3 separate regions of the Homo sapiens genome follow, and all the other regions are linked to region 1. A link is a contact called in ENCODE Hi-C or POLR2A ChIA-PET data. All regions are on one chromosome and are shown on one strand. Each heading gives the region's core, a stretch centred on a gene start or an enhancer-like site at or near the end of the contact. The rest is flanking DNA. Distances are from core to core; before and after follow the strand shown.

Evidence for each region. Hi-C counts contacts between places; a loop is a spot of excess contacts on that map. ChIA-PET counts read pairs that join two places held with the same protein, here RNA polymerase II (POLR2A). Pooled maps may share reads with other maps.
Region 2: a pooled map shows a loop between it and region 1 (3-fold over the local background). The contact joins the enhancer-like site here to the promoter of RNFT2 in region 1. A Hi-C loop is called at or near these places in 1 of 168 maps with a recorded cell type or tissue (naive thymus-derived CD4-positive, alpha-beta T cell) and 8 of 50 pooled maps. POLR2A ChIA-PET finds 5 or more read pairs at or near these places in 3 of 52 experiments (AG04450 and activated T-cell).
Region 3: a pooled map shows a loop between it and region 1 (2.2-fold over the local background). The contact joins the enhancer-like site here to the promoter of RNFT2 in region 1. A Hi-C loop is called at or near these places in 6 of 50 pooled maps. POLR2A ChIA-PET finds 5 or more read pairs at or near these places in 2 of 52 experiments (OCI-LY7 and Panc1).

Annotation. Positions count from the first base shown.
Region 1 is chr12:116,736,974-116,739,667 of GRCh38, forward strand. RNFT2 (ring finger protein, transmembrane 2) reads left to right here and starts at 1,342. Exons shown (of 11, transcript NM_001382266.1): 1 at 1,342-1,397. It overlaps SPRING1 (SREBF pathway regulator in golgi 1), which reads right to left and starts at 1,096. Exons shown (of 5, transcript NM_024738.4): 1 at 817-1,096. The coding sequence starts at 927. RefSeq lists enhancers at 1-596, 1,365-1,624 and silencers at 785-834, 915-1,174.
Region 2 is chr12:117,141,750-117,144,443 of GRCh38, forward strand. It overlaps FBXO21 (F-box protein 21), which reads right to left. Exons shown (of 12, transcript NM_015002.3): 12 at 242-2,694. Among named protein-coding and RNA genes, the nearest start is that of TESC-AS1, 44 kb to the left of the region's middle. RefSeq lists enhancers at 1,043-2,242, 1,643-1,722. Within about 2 kb of position 1,387, at least 7 of the 41 ENCODE cell types and tissues checked have a DNase peak (open chromatin) inside an H3K27ac peak, as active enhancers do.
Region 3 is chr12:117,075,895-117,078,588 of GRCh38, forward strand. The region is part of intron 1 of TESC (tescalcin); the gene reads right to left. Among named protein-coding and RNA genes, the nearest start is that of TESC, 22 kb to the right of the region's middle. Within about 2 kb of position 1,251, at least 2 of the 41 ENCODE cell types and tissues checked have a DNase peak (open chromatin) inside an H3K27ac peak, as active enhancers do.

The DNA of each region.
Region 1 (2,694 bases), core at 92-2,591:
TGGTTTCCCCCACTGTAATACTGGGAACCCCACTTCTCCCAGGCCTGCTGCGAAGATGAAGCCAGCAAATGCACGCCCTCTCTTAGCTCTGGACCGGGCAGGTGAAAAGCAGGGAGGTGTTCATAAAAGCAGTCCCCACCGCTGAAGGGTCCTCAACTCGGGGTTCTAGTCCCAGCTCTGCCCTGGCCTAGCAACCCCTTCCCGCTGCAGGGACCAAGGCGGTGGGCAGGTCCCTCACCCGTGCTGAGACCGGGACAGGAATGCGCACCTCTCCCCACCCTCGGACGCCCCGGCGGCGCCGCTGCAGAAGTCGGGAGGTCGGACAAACGCGAGGAGTAAGGAAAAAGAGGAGGAAGGGAAGGAAGGAGGAAGAACGAAGTGAGGAAAGAGGATGTCAGGGAAGAAAGGGAGTAAAGGAAGAAGGAAGGGAGAGGGGGACAGAAAGGAGGAGGACGGAAGGAGGAAGGGAAGGAAGAAAGACGGAAGGGAAGGGAGAGGAAAAAGGGGAGGAAAGAAGAAAGGGAAGGGGGAGGAAGGAAAGGGGGAGGAAGGAAGGAGGAGGAAGGTGAGGAAGGTAAGGAAGGAAGGGAGGCAGGGAGAGGGGAAGGAAGGAGGAAGATAAGGAAGGAGGGGAGGTAGGAAGAAGGGAAGGAAGGAGGAAGGAAGGGAAGGGGAGAAAGAAAGGAAGGGAAGGGGTAGGAAGACAGGGAGGAAGGAAAAAAGGAGGAAGGTAACGAAGGAAGGAAGGAGAAAGTAAAGTAAGGGGGAGGAAGGAAGGAAGAAGGGAAGGGGAGGAGGGGAAGGGCGGCCACTGACCTGCTTGAAGGTGCTGCTGAGGAAGTAGACGAGCGACAGCCCGAAGACCAGGGCGAGCACCCACCTCTTCCGCAGAAGCCGGCGCCACACCATGGCCGCCAGGTTCACCATCCCGGCGCGGACGTGGGGCGCGGCGGCCGGGGCGCGGAACGCGGCAGGCCCGGGTCCCGGGCGGCATGGCCCCTACGCGCCCGGCAGCCCCATCCCTCCAGGCAGGCGCCGGCCCCGCCGCCCGCAGCCCAGTCTGCTCCCGGCAGCCTTGGGCGCAGCCCCACGTGACCCCGCCCTACGCCCCGCCTCCGCTCCGCAGCGACAAGGGCTAGTCGCGCAAGATCTTCTCACCATTGGTCCCTAAGGAACGGCGGCCTCCTATTGGTTAAGTGCCGGGAAAGGGGGCGGACAATCGCGTGAGTGCTGCGGGCGTAGCTGTGCCCGGGTCCTAGCGCCGGACCCGGCGACGCCAAGAAACCACCCAATAGGAGGCCGGAAGCATCGGAAGTCACATGCTGCCCAGGCTGCGCGGGTGATTGGCTTGGCTGGACCTGAATGATGCGGCTGTGATTGCTGAATTGTCTGGGCAGGTAAAAAGAGAACGCGATTTTTTTTTCTTTTCTCCCATCATGGTCTGTGTAGTCTCCTGCCCTTGCAGTCCCAGAGCGTTTTGCGCTGTGTGTTGGTTGCAGGGATGAAAAGCGCTCGCGACGTTGTTCCCGAAGTGCACCTGCCGGCTTCCAGTCCAAGTGATGCAGGCGATGCTCCTCTGAGTGCATTTCGGTGCAGTCCTGTAACGGGCCCCAGGGGCGCAACTTGAACCATCGCAAGCATCGAAAAGTCTCGGTGCGGTCCTTCAAAGGGACATAGTGGGATGTACAGAGCAGAGGATTAAAAAGCGTTTCATTCATTCAGATGCATCCCGCGTGCAAAAATTTATTCCAGAATTATGTACGGCCTGCTTCCGACAAAGAATCCGAAGCCTCTTCCAATACAAGCATCCGAAAGTAGAGTTTCGAGCATTCGATTTAGGAGTTAAATGTGTGGATGAGAACTTTGGAATATGAATTTTATTTTCCCCCAAGGATTTGCAATGTGGGATAATGGAGGGAGGGGCGAGAGGAGGATTAAGTTGAGATTGCAAATTCTTGAAAAATATTTATATAATGACCTTTTCTTGATATATGAAGATGCTGCTGCTGACCGGTTTGTTACCTAATTTTTCAAAAGAGAAAGGAGGCTTCACTGGCGGGTCATTTTTAATCAGTGGCCCTAGTGACACCATTGCTGCCCCCTCAAGAAGCCTGGTCAGGATTAGGAAGTCATTCAACAGCCAATAATCGTGCCCTAAACTGAAGTCAGACACCATCTGACTGATATAGACACCCTATATCCACAATATTGGCTCTGCCTCCAGAGACAAGAAGATATTCACGGAGGCTAAACCTTTTCATGGGAAGTAGATGGCCCTTATTACCTTGCTAGGGTGAAAGGTGGGACAGGGAGCAAGGGATCTAGAAAAGGGGAACTGGGAGACCCATAGATGTTTTATTCATTGAGTAAATACTTGTTGAGCGCCACTCTGTGCCAAACAGTGTCCTGGATGCTGAGGCAGAGGGGTGATCCAAGTAGACAGGATCCCTACTTTCAGGAATGGCATTTATATTCTAATGGGGAGGACAAATCATAAATAAATAAGCAAACATGAACAAATAAGTGCTATGAATAATATAAAACAGGGCAATATTACGGGGAGTCAGGAGAATGAGAAGAGAAGGCCTCTGGGAAGAGACGACATTTGCCCTGCGGGACCAAGCCCTGCCACATTTAGAGGAGAAAGTATTCCAAGGGGAGGGCACAGCAAGTGCAAAGGCCCTGAGGCAGGGA
Region 2 (2,694 bases), core at 137-2,636, 400 kb after region 1:
CACAACTGGACGTTTCCCACCTCCGTGCAAAATGAGTGGACATAAGGGGTGCCACTTCCACACCTGGCTCATGGAAGCTCCCAGATGGTCTCAGCCCTCCATGCTCCCCGCTACTTCAGGCGGGATGGAGATGGACGGCTCAGGTTGCTCTGATGCCTGCCTGCATAAGGGCTGCCCTGCCAGCCCATTCCCCTGCCCAATATTATGGAAGCAAAAACGTTCTATGGTGTTTGAGCCATTGTTGCTTTTCGGGTCTATTTATTACAGAACTAGCAGAGCCCTAATACAGTCATTGCTACGTGGCCATAATACATGTATTCTATAATTGCGCCTAATTTTATTCACCGGAGGGACGTCCTTTACTTTCAAGATTCTAAATTTTTCAGAAATGCAACATTCAAGGTTAAAGTCGCTGCTAGACCAAGGCTAAACCGTGGCGAGGTAGTTGCTTGCGCCGCAGAGTGTGGGTGTGAACAGCTGGAGCTCAGTGGTTCCTGGAGACTCAGGGACCACCTGTATTCCACATCCGGCTTCCCACCCACGCACACGCAGTATGACCTGGGTTTCCCCTTTATACAGTGGAATGCTAAGTGCCTACACCCTAGCCGGGGTCAGCCAACTATGGCCTGTGGGCACCATCCCACCTGCAGCCTGTTTTTGAGCTAAGAATGTTGTTGACACTTTTAAAAACAGAGAACATGTGACAGTCTGTACGTGGCCTGCAAAGCCTAAAATCTTTACTATCTGCGTCTGCTTTATAGGATTGCTGGGAGGATTACAAAGACTTTATTAGGCCAGTGCCCGGCTCAAAGTTAGCATGCCACACAAAATAATACGTACAGTACAGCTATTCACGTCTCCAAAAAGCAATTGTCCCACATCCAAATTTTGCATTTTGTCCAGTTGATGTCTCTCCTTCCCTCCAAAAAAAAAAAAAAAAAAAAAAGACAAAATAAAAACACGAAGAGCTGCATCTTGATCATCATGGACAGATACTTTTCAGTTAAAAAGTTGCTGGTAGTCTGAGTTCACTTACTTGGAGTATGGACTAAGGAGGGGAAAGCAAAGAGATGCGACATCAGCAGCAGAAAGCCTGCGACACGGCAGCTCTGCTCAGTTTTCTCCGTGGGGAAAGATCGGAACACTTACAAATGAGAACGGGACTTTAAGTAGATAGTATGCAATGGAAAACTGAGCCGGCAACAGTACTTAATGCTGGTTTTCTCAATAAAATCATTTTGCTGTGTAAACGCGCTTATAATGGGGATCTGTTATGAGTCTCAGGCAGGCGACATGAAAGCCGGCCTTTCAAAATCTGATTAGGTGGATAATGTTTGCAAACATGACGCCTGGCAAAACCGGTCTGATTCTAAGGTAAACTCATTTTGGACATAACTGATGTCTCACTGAGACAGCTTTTCAAAGCATGTCTGCAAACACCGGACCCCCGGGGACGGTGCGTGCGTGTAGGGGAGGGAAATTCCAGGGTTTCATATATCAAGATGACACACCCGCTGCACACTTCTCTTAGAAAGTCACGACGCACAGTACTGTGCGTCACAGGTATTGAGAAACACCACCATAGAGTCAATTGACTTTGTTTAACCTATAACCTTTTTTCCTCCCACATAGTAGGTAGTAACATCACACGGAAACAGTGCTCTGAAGACATTCTGGACACATCGTATACAGCACAGCCATTCAAATCAACGGCAACAGAACGCACGAAGAACCTGGTTTTCTTTCAAAGCATGAGCAGTTCTCATTTTACAACATGTGTTTTAACATAATTCAGAAAGTGCAATCTTTGCATGACAACCAGATAATTCTCAAAGGTTACTAGTGAGCTGATAAAATTAACGTTTGGCAAGGAGGTCATGGTTTACAGGTAGGCTGTCCGCTCACCAATGCTCAGAAAAATTCAGCAGAACATACTTTTCATATTTAGATCCGAAGAGAGGTGAGAGACATTCTACTCAAGTCATGGCTGGGCTTTCTGTCCTCAAACGAAATTGGGCAGGCCATTTGCGTGGTTTCTCTGGATAAGTTCCATTTATTAATCATTGTACAAAAAAATCTTGGCATTCATTTGAAGAGAAAAGAAGTTGCTATATCCAAATATTTAACATTTTAACATTGTGAAAGTTCAACGTTTATAACAGGGCTTTTTAAAATGGAGAAAAGTTTTGGAAAATTTTTAAAAAGAAACTTATGATTTATTAGAGTACAGGATCCAAAACACGTTTTTAGAAAAATATAAAGTGCCCAAATACCAACTTACACAGGTGATACAGGCTTCCTGGAGCCCCATGAAGCATTCATGAAGAAAGACATTTAAAAACAGTCTAGATACATATGTACAGCTGGGTCAGTAAAGGTAAAACCATCTTTCTTGACTTTGATGTGTCTAAGAAAAAAGGAAATCAATCAAACCAGAAAACCAACAATTGCAACTCTCAGCATGCTCAGGTTCTTATTAATGCATCTCATTCATATTAATTAATTCCGTATTATCAAACTTTCCCCTTTAAATGAAAGTAGTGTACAATCCTCCCAACCTTGGCGGGCCAGGTGCTGTGAGTGGTTACGTTTCCAGATGCAGGTTCAAATCCTTTGACTTTGGATTTGACTGATGAGGAACATGGACAGTGGATTAAATAGCTCATTCAGGCTGGAGGAGCCAGGGGCCAAATC
Region 3 (2,694 bases), core at 1-2,500, 340 kb after region 1:
ATATATATATATATATATATGTGTGTGTGTATATATATATATATATGTATATATACATATATATATATATATGTATGTATATATATATATATTTTTTTTTTTTAGAAATACAGGGTTTCACCATGTTGCCTAGGCTGGTCTCAAACTCCTGGACTCAAGCAGTCTGCCCGCCTCGGCCTCCCAAGGTGCTGAGACTGCAGGCATGAGCCACCACGCCCAGCCTAGAGAAAACTGCATCTGGTTGTCTGACTCTTCCTCTTCCACTCCAGAAGATGAGTTTTATCCTAGCCGAGAAAGGGGCTTTTTATAGTCACAGACTCAGAGTCAGATGAGTAGCGAGAGGAAATAAGGGTTCAGGCTGGTGTTGGACATGATCTGGGAAACCTACACTGAGAAATGTATGGAGAATCTGGTGGAGCAAAGAAATGGAAGGACTCCAATCTGGTGATGGGGTAAGACCCTGTCTCTAAAAAATGCACAATATTAAACAATGATCTGCATTTCTCACTTCATTATCAAAACAACTCAATAAGTGAGTGGATATTATCTCAGGTATTTTGTTTGTTTTGAGACAGAGTCACACTCTGTCGCCCAGGCTAGAATGCAGTGGTGCAATCTCAGCTCATTGCCACCTCTGCCTCCGTGTTCCAGCGATTCTCGCGCCCCAGCCTCCCAAGTAGCTGGGATTACAGGCACGCGCCACCACGCCCAGCTAATTTTTATACGTTTAGCAGAGACGGGGTTTCGCCACGCTGGCCAGGCTGGTCTTGAACTCCTGACCTTGAGTGATCCGCCCACCGCAGCCTCCCAAAGTGCTGGGATTACAGGTGTGAACCATCACGCCCGGCCGTTATCTCAGTTTTATAATTTGAAAACTGCAGCTCAGAGAGCACGTAAGATCCCACAACACACAGAGGCAGAGCTGGGACTGAACTCCAAGTCTGTGCGACTGACCCCAAAGCCAGCCTTCACCAAGAAGTAATATCGCCTGTCTGCCCAGAGTACTTTGGCACTCAAGGACTTTAGGTCTGGTTCCTGGGGACTATATACAGTTCACACAAACCTTTCCAAAACACGGGCTGGACTGCGGAGCTGTGACCTCCCACCTCAGTCCTCCCAGCATTCCCTACCCCTAAGCACTGTTTTGCTCCTGTTACAGAGGCAGCTAATTTCTGGGGCCAACTGGTCACCTCACTTCCTGCTCATTGTTTTTTGGCCTCAGGCTCTTCAAGAATCAACAGCTCAGTATTCTCAAGCATCTCCAGCAGCTCGTTAAGGCTGTCAACCCAGACTGAGGGCTCTCTACTTCCTGTGGGCATGGCTCCAATGATCAGCTCATCTCTTCCTTTCAACACTCTAGGAGGGGGCTGTATCCTCTTGTTACAGATGTAGCCACTGACACTTGGAACGGTTAGGTGAATCATCAAAGTGCAATTTCTACCTTTCTGCAGGGAAATATGGCCATTTAGATCATAGGTATGTCAGCAAGGACACTGGCTACTTCATGGCCTAGCAATTGCACTCCTAGGTATATACACAAATAACGCATACTTCTGTTCACCCAAGCATGCGTACAAAGATGTCATGGCGGTGCCATTGGAATCGTCCTAAACTGGAAACTACCCACATGCCCAACAATGGCAGAGTAGAGTGCTAATGTGTAATATAGTCAAGCAATGGAATAGCACATGGCAGTGAAAATGAACAATATAGATAATCACAGACAAAAGCAGCCAGACAGGAAAGTGTACATACTTTATGATTCTATTTGCATAAAGTTCAAAAACAGGCAAAACTCAACTACAATGTTAGAGGTCAAGATAGTGGCTGCTCTTAAGGGAGGCATCATAGATGACGCTAATATTGTAACTGACTTTTGGAGGATGAGATGAGGAGGAGTAACTTGAATGGAGTGCAAAGGGGAGTTCTGGGTACTAGGAATGTTCCATTTCTAGATCTCCGTACACTTTACATAGTCGTGTTCTCGGAAACCTCAAAGAGCTGTCTGTATGCTTGAGTGATGCACTGTTCTGGATATGCACTATATCACGACAAAACATTTACTAAAAAAAAAATGTGTTATTCCTCCCTGACTAAAGGAGATCTGGGAAGAGAAAAGAAAAATGAATAAAAATTTTTTAAAATTGTAATTCCACTTGGCAGGAATGTATCCTAAAAAATAATAGATGCAACACGTACAAAAACATGAATACATAAATGTGTTCAACTTTGCATTATTTAAAATAGCTTAAAATTCGACTTGCCCTAAGTGACCATCAAAAGCAGATTGGGGCCGGGCACGGTGGCTCACGCCTGGAATCCCAGCACTTTGGGAGGCTGAGGTGGGCAGAGATCACTTGAGGTCAGGAGTCTGAGACCTGGCCAACATGACGAAACCCCATCTCTACTAAAAATACAAAGATGAGCCAGGCATGGTGGTAGGTACCTGTAATCCCAGCTACTTGGGAGACTGAAGCAGGAGAATCGCTTGAGCCCGGGAGGCGGAGGTTGCAGTGAGCCAAAATCGCACCACTGCACTCCAGCCTTGGCAAGAGAACGAGACTCTGCCTCAAAAAAAAAGCAAAAAACAGATTGGTCAAACACTTTTTGGTATGTTTAGCCAATTTTTGTTTAAAGTATACCTTTAGAGTGCAAGATGGAGGAAAAAAAATTGTTTTTAGGTATACTGCCTTT